Regions from separate parts of the Homo sapiens genome. Here region 2 is linked to region 1. A link is a loop called in an ENCODE intact Hi-C map of the cell type or tissue named here. Cell type or tissue: lower leg skin. All regions are shown on one strand.

What was found. Peaks named below come from ENCODE experiments on the same cell type or tissue, not always from the same donor. Only the 100,000 strongest peaks of a DNase experiment are listed, where the experiment ranks them.
Region 2: it touches region 1 in a loop (5-fold over the local background); 100 of 110 quality-filtered maps call a loop at or near these places.

Annotation. Positions count from the first base shown.
Region 1 is chr2:237,059,372-237,061,871 of GRCh38, reverse strand. All of the region lies in intron 1 of COPS8-DT (COPS8 divergent transcript), which reads left to right. It overlaps LOC105373950 (a long non-coding RNA gene), which reads right to left. Exons shown (of 3, transcript XR_007088140.1): 1 at 1-2,500. Among named protein-coding and RNA genes, the nearest start is that of COPS8-DT, 25 kb to the left of the region's middle. RefSeq lists enhancers at 795-844, 2,382-2,491. In lower leg skin, a CTCF peak has its summit at 946 (motif pointing right); no DNase peak of the experiment used is centred here.
Region 2 is chr2:236,352,998-236,355,497 of GRCh38, reverse strand. All of the region lies in intron 15 of DRC11 (dynein regulatory complex subunit 11), which reads left to right. LOC105373945 (a long non-coding RNA gene) reads right to left here. Exons shown (of 5, transcript XR_007088138.1): 3 at 233-997; 4 at 26-131. Among named protein-coding and RNA genes, the nearest start is that of IQCA1-AS1, 37 kb to the left of the region's middle. In lower leg skin, no CTCF peak of the experiment used is centred here; DNase peaks (open chromatin) are centred at 337 and 1,037.

The sequences.
Region 1 (2,500 bases):
AGCACATTTTCAACCTCTGTGAGCCTTGGTATCCTCATCTGTACAATGGGAAAAATAATAGTTCCCAAAGAGTTATTATGAGAATGAATTAAACACCATGAGCCCAGGTGCCTGCCTATACCCGGTGCATGGAGCCACTTTGTTCCGGTTCCTTCCTCCATCTCCCCATCTTGTCTCTGACTGTGGTTTATTCTGGGATGACACCCCGGCTGTACCTGTTTGCTTCAGACCTTGGCAGGGCTTATCATGGCACTTCACGAGGCACCTTTGTTTGTCCAATGTGGAGCTATGCCAGCATCTGCAGTTGCCTTGGCTGAGATGCCTCCACTGCTCCCGGGTGCAGGATGGGTCCTCATGTGGAGGGATGCGGAGTTTCCTGGTGGGTGGGGCAGCGCTTTCCGTGCTCCAGGTGTTTGTGGTTGAAGTCGACTGTGATTATAGACTAGGGGTGGTGGGCTGCTGGGAGGGTTCCTGTTCTGGGGATTGCCCAGACCCACTACGTTACGCCGAAAAAATCCCAGCAAGTTGCTGAAGGGGGGTGTAGGAGTGAGGAGAGAGAGATTTTGAGCAAAATGGGCATGTGGAGGGACTGTGTGTGTGGGCGCTGTGTAGGGCAATGGTCCCCCGGGGGTGGCCCCAGACAGACCGTGTGGGTGGCACATCAGCTGTAATGGGACACCTGGGCCTTGGGCTCAGGCTAGCAACTTAATGTTCAGTCTTAATTCCAGAAAGTGGGACGAGCCTACTGGGGCAAGCCTGAGATGGGTCTGAGCCCTCGAGTGGGAAGGGTCTGGTAGGGTGGGAAGAAGGCAGGATGGGCTTGGGAGGAGAGGCCAGCCCGAGTGTGATAACCAGGTTTCAGCAAGCACGGGGACCCTGACATTGTGTTCTTGGGAAATGCAAAAGGCAGACCACAAGGTGGTGCTCACTACAAAAGAATTCCAGGACCAGGCAAAACCCGGAGAGTGCCAGCTTTTTATTCACCCCGGATTTTCGAAAACAGCAATATGGACAAAAGATATTTGAGGCTCTCCTGGGCATGCTTTCCCTTTTCTTCTTTTATGTTGTTTTTCTAGTTTGTTTCAGGCAATCTCGCCCTGCATTATTGGAAAGTCTTGTTCAGAACAGTTGGTGTCTTCACAGTGACCGCAAGCACTAATGAATACACACACACACATACACACACCCTGCGATAGGTGGCTTTCTAGATCGATACCCCCACCCCAGGGCACTGAGAGGGGTAAAGTCAGAGCCGGGCAGGGTGTCCTTCAGGATGTGACCCTGTGATTTTGTCCTCTTCCTGAAATTCTCAGGATAGGGAGGATTTCAGTTTGATGCAAATACTCTATTTCTATAACACATATTTTTGCTTTTTTGTACCACACAATCCTCCATCGTCTCTCACTTTCCCCACACACCATTACATGTGTCATTAACTCTCAAGGTCCTGCCAAGACAAGCAGCTCCCCTTCAGCTGTTGAGAGCGATATGGGACTCACCCTGCCCAGCGCATTGCCGTGAGGTGAAGCCCGGGGGACGGGGGCAGAGGTGTGCTGGGAAGGAGCCCAGACCTTGTTAACTTTGCATACAAGAGTGTTTTGTATCCATGTGGAAACTCACATAAGCAGCAACTTATCATAGTTTTTTCCTTCTTATGTCTCTTGGTGTATTGTATATGTGTGAATGTGTGTAAATAAAATGTTAATTTCAGTGCAGTCTGAGATACCCTCACTGAATCCTACCCACCTCTCCCAGCCAGGCTGATTCAAGGGGGCCCTGCCCCGCATCCTTCCTGCTCTACCGGCCATCGCGACGCCACCTTCCATGAGCTCCATTTCCAGGACTGGCCCATCTGGGCATCACAGTCCCAACCACAATGCGTGTTTGGTCCTTGGGGCTTCCTGGATAACTTGGAGCTTTGTGAGAACTCCAAAAGGATTTCTTCTGAAGAACCAAACCCATGTTTCATAGGCGACACGCAGTTTGCTCCTTTCAACATGCACACAAAACACACATGCATGAAACAGCAAATGAGAGCAGCCTCGGCATGATCTGAGAGTCTGCCAGTCCCTTCCTCACCAGAGCAGGGCTCAGAACCATACTCCTCACATCCTCGGATTCTGGGGTGCAGCCCTCAGGGACAGCTTGGGGCTGAGGCCAGAACACAGTTGGCAGGGCCCAGAGCTTCTCCCCTGACCCCACCTAGCACGTGGCTCAGAGCCAGTGGGGCTGGCCAAGGGTTGCTTTTCCAGTATGGTTTGCTCATTTTCTTTTGCTGCTCTTGTTCTCGCTCTCACCTGTACTCTCTGCTCTGTCCCTGCTCCTCAAGGGTTTCAAGATCAAGATGCTTATTGTCGAGAACTGTCTTCCTTTCAAAAATGGCTTACAGTTCTGGCCTCCAAATGCAGGATTTTAGCTACACTGCCACATCATTCAACATTTAAAAAACAAAACAAAAATAGTTCACATTATTATAATTTTTCCATTTGCTAATGGGCAA
Region 2 (2,500 bases), 710 kb after region 1:
TCGTCCATGAAGAGGCCAGGCTCACCTTCCACTGCGTGCGGACGCAGCTGCAGGCTGAGGAGCGACATGCACATAGGCTGCAGAACCTTTTCTTTTTTACATAGACTATTTTTCAGAGCAGTTTTCGGTTCCTGGCAAAAGGGAGGAGAAAGTGCAGAGAGCGCCCACATAGCCTGCTCCCACATAGGCAGGGCCTCCCCACTCTCCCCGCCCCACAGTGGGCCACACTGACCATGTGCTACAGTGAGGAACACAGACAGACACCTCACTAGCGCCCAGAGTCCATCAAAACCCACTGTGGGTGGGGATGCCGGCGTCTGTACGGCCAACGAGGCCTCTGCCATTGTTTCCCCTGCCTGGAACATCGGTGTCAGTCCTGGGAGGCCACGTCAAACCAGACACCCGGGAGGGGCCCAGGGTGGGGAGGGAGCCTAGACCCCGACACATAGGAAACTTCTCGGAATTCAGACACATGCACCTGCAAAGAAAGAAGGAGAAAAAAGAACACAAAAGAAAGGCCCCTAGACCAGGGTGGGCCATGTAGCCGGGTCCAGCTGTGTCAGAGGCTGCCGTGGGAAGGGGACTCCCAGGAGGAAGGCAACAAGAGAGCCAGGCTTCTCCAGGACCCGGGATACATGTCCCACTCCACCTGTCCAGTGACGACAGGGAGCACCCCACACAGGGAGGGCATCAGGCTGTGGAGGCCCCGGGCACTGTGTGTCAGTCAGGTGTGGAAACACACTCTGCAGGCTGTCAATCACCAAAAACACAGAGTGGCATCCGCAGGTGTTGTGTATCAGGCAGTGGGGACAAGGCGGGACCAGGGTTTGATGCCACGAGCATTCAAAATGTTTAGGCAACCCAGAAACACTCGGGGTGGGGGCGATGGAGGTACCTTGGGAAGTTGAGAATGGCTTTGCACACAGGCTTCTCCAAGCTGGCTAGAGTCCATTCCACCTGGCGAGAATTCATTGGCCATAGTGTGGTGGGCAGTGGGCTGGGGAGGAGACGGGGCTTCAAGAGTTAAGTTCAGGTGGTTTGTAAGCCTGACGCCCCCCACCATCCAACACCTTCCCATTGAACACAGTCTGGATAAGCACTAATTGCATCAACATGTTCCTGTTACTAGCACCAACCTGCCCCCCACACACACACATGCACACTAATACACTCACACACATGCACACACATGCACACATGTACACACTAACATAAACTCATACACACACACGCACACATGTGCACACTAACATACCTCATACTAACATACGCACATGCACACACATACATTGACACACACACACATTGACCACAGACATACACGCATGTCCCCTCCTAGTTACTGTGCCCAGTCTTTCCTGTGAGCCCCTGCATCCCAGCTCCTCTCTAGTTCTTTGCTTTGCCTCAGTTTACCAGCCCAGCCAGGCTTCTCATTCTAGTATACCTCTGCCCTTCTTTTGATGATCATCTATGGTTTATATCCAGCTAATTGCAGTGAGGACTTGAAGTAACCTCCGCAAGTACATAAAAGGTATTACAAGGAAATAGAAACTTAAAATGTAATTTTTAAATAGTGGAAATGCAGGCCAAAATGTCATATGAAGTATTTAAACAGAATCCAAGTGACCACAGTATGGGAAAGTGAGCCCCCTCCCCCTGCAAATAAGCCTTACGCCCCTGCACCCTCCCTAACCCCTAACCCCGCAGCACCTCACTCAGCGACACCCATTCAGACACAGGCAGCTGCACCCTCCACAGGCAGGGACCGTGTCTCCCAACTCCCAGACACCCCTGCTTCCCACCACAGAGCTCTCAGATGCTCCGTAAATATGTGTGGGATGAATGAATGAATGAATGAGTTTCAGCCGAGACACATCAGCTGAAAAAAATAGTAGCTGTTTTTTTTCCTGCAGTTCTCCTTGGCAAGCAAAATAGGATCCTTTCAGAGAGAACCTCCAAAACGTCCAGGGGTCATCTGGGCAGAGCATCTTCATAACCCATGCATGCCGAAACACAAACAGGTTTTAATTGAGCCATTATCCCCTGAGAATCTAATTCTGATGGTGAATGTTTGACAGTGTTTCTTTGGAAAATACAAAAGATCAAGCCCATAAAATGCATGTGGATAGAGACGTCTTTAGTTGTTTGCTAGAACTTCCTAGAATTTGAAAAGGCACACGGTGGAAATTTGTCTTTATTTCATAATTGACACACAACAAAAACCCTCTAGTGATATTTGATAGTAGCGAAGAGCCCTCTACTGGCAGGTGACGTGAACTACCCGACAGAACTCTGGAAAGTTCAATTACGAATTAATTAATGTAATTGTCCGTGACCTCAAACTATCTGTGGGTAATTTAAATGAAGCCTTTTCATAGCTAAATGAAAATTAGAAAAGCAAAGGATACCATTTTTCATTAGCAAATTGGCAGAGAGTTTTTTACTATTAATACTTGTCGAGGAGAAGAGTGTAGAGAGCCAGAGCCCTCATTTATTCCTG